2 separate regions of the Homo sapiens genome follow, and region 2 is linked to region 1. Evidence: chromatin loops called from intact Hi-C (ENCODE). Cell type or tissue: dorsolateral prefrontal cortex. All regions are shown on one strand.

Evidence for each region. Peaks named below come from ENCODE experiments on the same cell type or tissue, not always from the same donor. Only the 100,000 strongest peaks of a DNase experiment are listed, where the experiment ranks them.
Region 2: a loop joins it to region 1, with 1.8 times the contacts of the local background. A loop is called at or near these places in 1 of 110 quality-filtered maps.

Annotation. Positions count from the first base shown.
Region 1 is chr7:117,155,034-117,160,033 of GRCh38, forward strand. All of the region lies in intron 9 of ST7 (suppression of tumorigenicity 7), which reads left to right. Among named protein-coding and RNA genes, the nearest start is that of ST7-AS2, 12 kb to the left of the region's middle. RefSeq lists an enhancer at 1-562 and a silencer at 3,995-4,375. In dorsolateral prefrontal cortex, a CTCF peak has its summit at 2,771; a DNase peak (open chromatin) is centred at 2,748; H3K27ac peaks cover 359 bases.
Region 2 is chr7:117,018,055-117,023,054 of GRCh38, forward strand. All of the region lies in intron 1 of ST7 (suppression of tumorigenicity 7), which reads left to right. MIR6132 (microRNA 6132) reads left to right here and starts at 2,157; the gene lies at 2,157-2,265. RefSeq lists an enhancer at 1,196-2,395. In dorsolateral prefrontal cortex, no CTCF peak of the experiment used is centred here; a DNase peak (open chromatin) is centred at 2,157; H3K4me3 peaks cover 3,495 bases; H3K27ac peaks cover 2,572 bases.

The DNA of each region.
Region 1 (5,000 bases):
AAAGGCAGTTAAAGATAATGATAGGTGCTATAAAGAAACTAAACAGGCTGTCATGGTAGGTAACAGGAGGGCCTAATTTAGATAAGTGCTCAGGAAGGGCCTCTCTAAGAGGTCATATTTTTGCTGAGATCTAAAGGGTGAGAGGGAGCCAGCCACATGAAGATCTGGTCAGAGGAAGAACTAATGCACAGGTCCTGAAGCTGGGAAGAGTTTAGCAAGAATGGAAAGGAGGCTAAGGTGACTAAAGGGAAGGTCAGAATGAGATGAATTTGAAAAGGCAGGGAGCAGCCATGTCATTTAGGGCTTTGTAGTTGTGTAAGGCATTTAGATTTCATTGTAAGTACAATGGGAAGCTTTTGAAATGTATACAACAGAGGAGGGATGAGATCTTACTAAGCTACATTGTCAAGAATGGAGAGCAGGAATGGAGGCAGGAGGCCAGTCAAGAGGTCGTGATAGTATACCAAGCAAGAGCTGAAGAGGGTTTGGATTTGGGAGTGGCAGTGAAGAAGTGGTTGGATTTGAGATATATTTGGACATATGTATCTCAACGCCCTACCCTTGGTTCATAGGCCTCCCCTTGGTTTAAACCATCATCTCTCACTTGGAGTATACTAACAGCCTTCCCTTTTAACTGGTCTTTCTGCTTCTACTCTTAATTCTATCTCCACATAGCAGAGAATGAAGCCATTGAAAGCATATGTAAGATAATGTTACATTTGACTTCCAACTCTCCAGGGACCTCTCATCTCACTCAGAGTTTAAACTCTAAAAGTGGCCTACAAGGCTGTCCACAGCCCAGCTGCTGTGTTCACTATGCTCCAGCCATGCTGGCCTTCTTGCATTTGTTGAATACACCACTCATTCCCACCTCAGAAACTTTACACTGCTGGAAGCTTTCCCCAGCATGCTTCTCTTCCAGACATTCTCATGACTTGCTCTGTTACCAGTTTCTGTTTATGTGTCACCTTGCAATCCTACCTTCCCTGATTGCTATATTTAAAAATCACATCTGCCTGTGCTGTACCAACATTCACGAACCCATTTCCCTGCTTTACTTATTCTCCTCAAAATTTATCATGATCTGACAGTCTATGGATTTTATTTATTTGCTTATTTTCCATTTTTCCTTTCCCCAGAATGCTATTTTCATGAGGACAAGAATTTTTTATGCCTATTACTGTATCCCAGTACAATAGTGCCTGATACACAGTAACTACTCAGTAACTATTTGTAAAATGAATCGAATAGATTGGCTGTGGAAAAAAAGAAATGGTATAATCAAGGAAAGTTAAAAGTGCACAGCTTTTTAGCCTAATCAACTTGGTGGTGGTCATACCATTTACTGAAAGAAGGATGACTAGGAGAGGGACGGGTTTTAAATGGTACAGTGGGCATTGTGCTTGTGTCATGTAGAGTTTCAGATACCTATTATAGCTCCAGGTAGGTATTGCAGGAAGGAAATTGGATGGAGGCCTGGAACTCAGAGGTGAGGAGTTTGGGAGTTATCAACATATACAGGATTTAAAGCCATGATGTTGAATAGGATCATGTATGTGGAGAGATAGAGAAGAGGGAAGATTAAGAAGTGAGTCCCAGTGGTCTCCAACATTGACAGAGGAGAAGCATCCAGTGGCTTCTGAGCAGGAGCAGCTGGAAAGGCAAGAGTAAAACCAGGAAAGTGTGTTAACATGGGGGCTTAAAGAAAAAAGAATTTTTACAGAAATGAGAGTGGCCCAAGAAAGATAAGAACAAAAAAGTAGAGAGGACAAGGCACTGGTGGTCTCAGTGAAATTACAGAGGAAGTTTAGTGGGAGTAATGGTGTGAGATAACCGGAGAGCAGTATGTTATGGTCAGAGCATTGCACAGTTGAATTTTAAAGGAACATATCTAGATAACGTCAAGGTCTGGAATTTGACTATGGAGTCTTCTTATTTTGAGAAGGTAAAACACTAAGAGTCTAGGTTACCAGATGGGATGTTCACATAGACTGAAATTATCTTTGTGGAGGGTAAGGCTTAAGGTCAAGAGTAAGAATATGTAGCCAGATACCAAAATCTTCAGTGTATGCGGGTCTGTTACTTGGTAGAATACATGGTAAGAGAATGCTGGCAGGTGCTGGAAACATGATGGCATGAGCTTCTGAGGGGCAAGAACTGCTGCCCAAGGGCTGAGCATTAATGATCTGGATGCACTTTGGGCAACGAGGAGAAGCCAGCCCTACATCCTGCCTCATAGACAAAAGTTTTTTGGGGTAACTCAACAGCTGCAAAAGAAGCAGTGAACTCAGGCTGGTTTCTGTAAATAGCATGTGGACGTGTTGGGGAATGTGTGTTTCATGGACTCAGATTCCAGGAGGGTTCAGTGGAAAGACTTGGGGAGCAAAGAGAATGTTAGAAGGCAAAGTGAAGAGCAGTGTGTAGATGAATGTCAGAGGTTGGAGTACCAACCTTCTGCCTATTGCCATAGAAGAATCTTCTATAATAGTTAACTTTCAGCATGACCCTGTCATGAGATGCCTGCCAGCATGAATATTTGTTAACTGTGCCCCAGATAACCATATGCATTAATCTACTGAATAGAATTATTTACTATTACCCATGTGAATGTGGAAGGATGCCTGCCAAACACAATGATAGTGGTTTTGGCATAAAAAGTCCTTTCTGACAGTAATTGTTGGCCAGTGTGGTTAGCTGCTTGTTGAGGCCACTCTTGGCACAGGAGAGCAGTGCCATGTCATCACAGAGGGGGAGGAATGCTTATCGCCCTCTGTCTGTGGGCCTGCTTCCAAGCCATTCAAAATATGCATCAAATTGCTCGGGTTTGTTCATGATCTCCGGGCTAGGACACAGCCCTGTTTTAAGCTGTTTAAGATGAGAAAGAAATGTTTTACTCAGAGTTACCCATCAGTTTTGAGGAGGTTATAAATCGTTCTTTTCCCCAAGACAGCATGAGACCAGCTTCTTTCCTGCCCTCCTCCCCAACAACCTCACTCTGGGGTTTGTGAAACTGCAGTTTGCCATAGAGTTTAGAGTACAGAAATTTCCTCCCTAATAACATAGATAAAACAGTGGTGCTGTCAGACCTTTGATTTTGGAAAGTTCTTAGATGTCTTAAAGTTAGGTAAAGAATTGTCACTGAGGCAGGTAGAAGTGGAGGACAATCTTTGAAGATTTCCAAGTTTTGACCAGATTTGCTTGTTGTTTTTATCTGATTGAGAAACAAACGGAAAAGGAAGTTTTACACTGAAAACATTTTTGTTGGGCTGTGCATAAATGCAAAGCTTGTCTCATTCATTTTAATTTTTAAGGAAAAGCTTCCTCTTTGGACTAAACGGATCACAGTTTTGACAGGAAAAGTAGATAATTATTTAGATAACCTTCCAGCCCTTTGAGTCTTTGGGAGATACAAAACTCTCATTGGAAGATCATCAGCATGCCTGCAACTGTTACTTCTCTTTAGTTCTCAATGATGGATGCATTTACTTAATGCGCTCAGTTCAGTGAAGAACTTGTTAACTGGTGAACTAGTGAACATGCGGATCATATATTGACCATATTACTTTTCAATGGATGCAGCTTAATATTTAGATTAGTTGTGAAAAATGACATTTTCTACTAGTGTATGTTTAGGCCTCTCAGGACTCAGTACTGCATTTTATACTGATCTGTATAAATGGAACTCTCGTGGGCCTCTGAGGACTCTGGTAAACAATTCATTCTTCTGTTCATGGCCCTTAGTGTCAGTAAAAATTACTGGCAAAATAATAACCATGCATTATACAGTGTCTTTTCTATTTTCTATTTATGCCTTTATTTGAAACTATAATTAAATAATGTCAAACTTGCAACTATAACAAAATAGTATCTGCTCTTTGAATATGATACAGGCCAAATTCTATAAACTTTAATTAGCCCAAGCTTGTATTGACCTCAGTAGGAATCTGGCTGGCTGAGGATCTCTTTTAGTTACCTCTGCCTTAAAGTATGTAAGAATTTTCCCATTGCCTTTCTCACTCAAGGAACAATACATGCATAGCTGAACTAATAAAATGCTTAAATAGATACAAATCAAACTTGAAAGGTTTAAACTGTTGTTTTCATCCTGTAAGTCAGCTGAGAAAAAGCATACAGACCGTAGTTCTAAATTATGTCCATAGAGTATTTCAAATCCAGTGAATTAACTCTGCCTTTTTTTCCCATTTGAGCTCATAAATGTTAACCTCAGAAGTGCCTCAGATTCTTCCATTGAAATAAACTTGAACTGACAATAGCCAGATGATGTAAAATTGAAACTGAAATTCTATCCTTGGCCCATCCCATGTTCTTCCCCATAGGTATTAGAGGACTCACAGGAGAGTTAGCGTTTTCACTCTATTTGAGCTGTAATATTTGGGCAAAACAGGGCATATAAATTTCTTGCTGCCAGGAGAAAGCAATTACCAGTGTGGAGAAGATAGCGGGCAATAAATAAACAGAACTATGCTAGATAGTGAGCATGTTTAAAGATTTATTTAGAATGACTTAGCTGATAGAAAACAGGCCTTTATCATATGCTTTCATTCAAAGCTTGATATGGGGACTGTGGTCTTTTTGTAATAGAAAGGCTAATTATGTTACCAAGTATTTATTTGGTACATTATTTTAAAATAAATAAATCGAGTTATGTTCTATTGTGCAACTAAAAAATGAAAACTATTCACATATAGCATAGCCAGGCATGGTGACACACACCTGTAGTCCCAGCTACTTGGGAAGCTGAGGCAGGAGAATTGCTGGAACCCAGAAGGCGGAGGTTGCAGTGAGCCGAGATCATGCCACTGCACTCCAGCCTGGGCGACAGAGCAAGAAACTCCGTCTCAAAAAACAAAACAAACAAAAAAGCAAGCCAGGCGCGGTAGCTCATGCCTGTAATCCCAGCACTTTGGGAGACTGAGGCGGGTGGATCACCTGAGATCAGGAGTTCGAGACCATCCTGGCCAACATGGTGAAACCCTGTC
Region 2 (5,000 bases), 140 kb before region 1:
CACATATACACACCCTCTCATGTATGAGCCAACAAAAGGAGCAACATAAATGAGTCGGCAAAGCAGTTATTACATGTAGACCATGGCCTCTGTTTGAAAATATCTCTAACCCAGGGGCCATTTTCTCATTCTCTTTTCCCTCTTGCCTTTCTGACGGCCACATCCATCCACTATTTGAGTGACTATTTATGTGACAACATCTCATATGCAATTTAAAATAGATCTTATGTAAGATAATATTCTGGCTTTAAGGTTCCACCCTTTTGAACTGTATTATCCTTTCCCACTTCCTACAGTTACATTTCAACATCATTATTGATATTCCCCCTTGGTTGTCGATGTGACTGTTTTTGAAGGTATACATTTTTATTAATTCCTGCAATTTTCTGTGATTTTTTTTCTTTCTCTGATGACCTTTCTCTTTTAACGATTTTTTTTCTTCATGTTTTGAGTTGGTTTCTATTTTCCCTTCATTTCAGTTAAATCCTTAAATATAATTTTGCTGATTATTTATTCATTGTTCAAGAAAGAGGCATTATCGTAGTGTGCTTAAGAGCATTGCTTTGGATCCAGACTCCTGAGTTTGAAGCCCAGTATATCATTCACCACCTGTGTGACCTCGACAAAGTATTTAACCATCTGTCAAATGTGGATAAAAGTGGTATATACCTTGTAGGGTTATTATGAAGATTAAATGGGTTTATACATGTAAAGGACCCAGGATAGTGCCTGGCACATAGTAAACACTCAGTAAATATTAGCTATTGTTATTCTTTCCCGCAACAGATGATTTGTTCTTTATCTTATTTAGCATCATCAAATGTTCTTCTTAATGGCTCAGCATTTTTAGTAAGCTAAAGATCAAGTTACCCTGAATAAACTGTGGTACATTCATACAGTGGAATCTTATGCAGTCTTTAAAAGGATGAGGTAGATCCTACATATACTGACCAGAAAAAGTACTAATGATATTTTTAGATGTTAAAGTAATATGTGGTTCCACTTTCATAGCAGAATTTAATATTTAAAAACTGTATTGAGATCAAGACATGTCTTTGTGAACACAAGAAATTAATTAGAAAAGGCATATACCTTGGATGAATGGGTGGAGAGGAGACTTGAACTATTGAACTTTCTACTATATATGATTTTAAAAGTTACGTATATATGTATATATATTTACTTTTTGTGCATTTCAGTATTTTAAAAACATAACAAAACTCTTTTTTTGGCTTGTGTTGGATAGCTAATGAAAGTTCATATGCTTCTAGTACTTTTTCTTTAAAAACAGATTTATAAGAATATGGTAACACAGGAAGACATTTTTTGTTCCAGTGAGTCAAGAGATAAAATATTTTCAATTATTTCTTTGTGTGGGTAGATCAAAAAGAAATGGGTTGGTCACAAATGCTTACTCATACAGAGGTATACACAGGTGTGTGCACACAGCCTTAAAATGACTGAGTTGCTCTGGAAAATGACAGAAATTCATGTAAGGCACGATGAAGAAATAGGAGAAATACATGTATGTAAATATATTCCTAGAGCAGCGTTTTTCACATTTGAACAATAGTTGCAAAATAGCTAGTAATGGAATTGCCTGCATTTGAGTACTCACTGTGTGCCAAGCAGTGTTCTAAGTACTTAAGATTACTATTTTACTGTTACATTTGTATGTATTTATGTGCCTAGAATATATGTGTAATAGTATACATATTTTCACATACTTGTGATTGAGTGTACAATCCTTGATCTGTCAATCTACCATAAGCTTTGAGAAGATAACAATGAACTCTTCTGTAATTACTTCTAAAGACAGATAATGTTTCTCATTTCTGATATTCTTAATTCCCTTGAAAAGTTCTTTCTATATGCTGCGCAAAACCAAGAAGACTGATATGCATGATGTCTTTGTGGTTAATTGCTATAAAGCCAATATTTAAATTTCTTTGAGTCCTCTTTTACTGCCTGGTATCATGGGATGAAGAGCTGCGCAGGAGGGGAGTGTATACGTGGCTCTCGGTCTTGTGCATTTTGTGACAAAGGAATTCCCCTTTCAATCACGCTGCTCTCCTGGAGCCCCTGGAGCCTCTGGCTCAAGCAGCGCAGTCGGTCTGTGCAGTGTCCCTGACGTCATCCAGCGTATGCATAAGCCCTGCTATTGTCTTACTGCTACAGCAGGGCTGGGGATTGCAGTATCCGCTGTTGCTGCTGCTCCCAGTCCTGCCCCTGCTGCTACCTAGTCCAGCCTCACCGCATCCCAGAAGAGGCACGTCGGCCTTCATTTGCCTAGTGGATTTTCAAAAGCAGCTCTTCGGTTTTTGGTGCTGTTAAGAGACCTTGCATTTCAATCACACCGGGAGAAAACTGAAGCTCGTAACAGGAGAATCTGGCAGCTGGACACAGCTTGGACTGCATTGTCTGGCTTCATGACCCCTGCTGTGTAGCCGGCTCATCTCTTCACTCTCACATGTACACTCTCCTCGCTTTTCTTTCTTTTTTTTTTCCCTTTTCTTTCTTCTAATTTTTAAAAAGCAGCCTCTGGAGCCAGCCATGTTTGGCACTGAATCTTCATGTAAGTAAATGGATCCCACTTCTCTGCTATTTAGAAATCTGCTTGCTGTCATGGTTTCATTGGCTTAGAGTTCATATCACTTTGCCTTAGGTCATTAACAACCTTTGTATTTTGGCTCTAATTACAAAGGAATTGGTCTCAGGGAAGGAACTCCCCTTAACTGGGTTATTCATCCTTAAGGCCAGGGATGTCAATGTGTCAAAACCAGGCCTGTAAGAGGGAGGTAGGAAAACCAGAATCCATACAGCCACCCTAGAATGTGTTAATTGATGGGATCAGGCCTGTCACTGATCTATTGTTGTAGGCTCCGTAATGGTGCTTAAACCTTAAAATAGATACTGGGAGGATCTGAGATGATAGTGTTTATTAGAAAGGAAAGAAAGGCTTACATTTTTTCATCTAAAGAGATAAATAGTTATCATTATATACTCTTCCATATTTTCACAAAAACATAGACATTATAGGTAGATTCAGAATGAGTAAGAAATCGCTTTATTTTTGAGGATGGATTTTTTTTTTTCCCACAGTGGCTTCAATTTTGATATGCTGGCTAGCATCACAGTCCAGCAGGATCATATCTTTTTAAAAACTTATACAATGAAATTGCTTTGGTGCAGAGAAGGCCCTGCACAATGGGCTAGGCAGGACAGCAGTTGTAGACAGCTACAATGGATATTTTAAAAATTACAACCAAACTATGTGAGGATTATTTAATGTTGATATAGAAATATAACGTCAATGCAGTTGTACAGGCTCTGCAGAATATTTTGTCATTGTCTATTAGCAAAAATGACAGTTAAGAATTTCTAAGAGATAAGAATTTCTAAAGAGACTTTCAACCTGCTGGCTAGAGCATTAAATATTGGCAAGCCACTATCTTTGCTAGGGAGAAGGGGTTTAGGGGAGGAATTTAGGAAACTGATTTCTTACGAACTTGTAATTTGACCTTTGTTTTTTGATCTCAGGTGATCAGTGTGACTGTTTGTGCATAGCTGATTATTACAGAATAGTAGCATTTCGAGAGAGCTAATAATCCTCAGTTCTTTTGTTTCTTGATTGGCTTTTTAAAAAGGTTAATTACTTTTGTTTCACTGTAGAAGCTTCTCATCTCAGACTACCACATTGCCTAATCAAAGTTGTGTTAGAATAATAGTGACAGGTAATGTCCCATTCAGCATGTGACAGTATTATTTCCTAATAATTTAGGCATAATTTTTTAATTCACTTAATGGTACATTTAGAATTGGTTATCTAAGAAATAGAAATAAATCACTAAGTGTCAAAGACCATCCAGTTTCATTTCAGTCATGGAATTTTGTTTATGCAGGAGCCTAGGTATGGACAGAAATAATTATATACTAAAGGAAAATTAGACCTGTTACTTGGTTTAGCCAAAAATGGAAGTTAAAACTCAGTGCAGAAGTCTTTGGTTCTTGGACTAGGGACTCTAACATTGTCTGCTCAGTGTTACCAAGCAGACACATAGCCTTTCCTGATCATCAAACCTGATCTTTTGATAATATCACCTATGCGCTGTATGGTATGTGTGAAAACTGCTGGTTGCTTGTGCCCTCCATAGCTGCTAAATTACTGAAGAGAATAGAATATCCTTCAGAAGACAGAATACTATCATACAGGTTTTTAGCATTTTTTGTCTTTCGTGAGTGTTAAGCTCTGTTTCTTGCTTATAGGTAGATTCGTACTGTCAGTGGATATCGTGTTGAAAATGAATTGCCTTCTTTGGCACGTGTATACCTATGTAACAAACCTGCACATTCTGCACATGTACCCCAGAACTTAAAGTATAATAATAATAATAAAAGAAGATTCCCTAAGTCTGCATTCAGTGTTAGGACAAGTGTATTTTCTTTGTGTTCTGAGACATAGCTTTCTTGGCCTTTGATGTCAACCTTTTGGAGGCTATTTTTTAGGTTTGAAACTGTACTTAAAATATTCAGGAAAATAGTCACATTTGAAATTCCAATTAGTTCAAAAGGGATCTCCCAAACCATCTAGGGTGTTCTTACTAAATTATCGTAAGAAATACTTGTTTAACTATCTATTCTGTATACAGTACTGTGGTAGATCCTGGTAAGGGTTAATTTTTTTCTAACTTATTCTGATTTCGTGATTCTTACCCTTGATTATGGTTGCAGTGCCTTACTTGTATAGGATGCTTTTACTTTTTAAATTGAGGTATGATTTACATGCAGTAAAATGCTTAAGTCTAGGTGTGCAGCTCAGTGAATTTTTGCCCATGTTTATACCCATAGAACTCTACTCAGCTCAAAATACAGAACATTTCCATTTCCCCTGGAAGTTCTCTTGTGGCCTTTCCCAGTCAATATTATTTCCCCTCTTCATGAAAAGGTAACCACTATTCTGACTTCTGATGCCATAGATTCATGTTGTAAGTGGCTCTTTT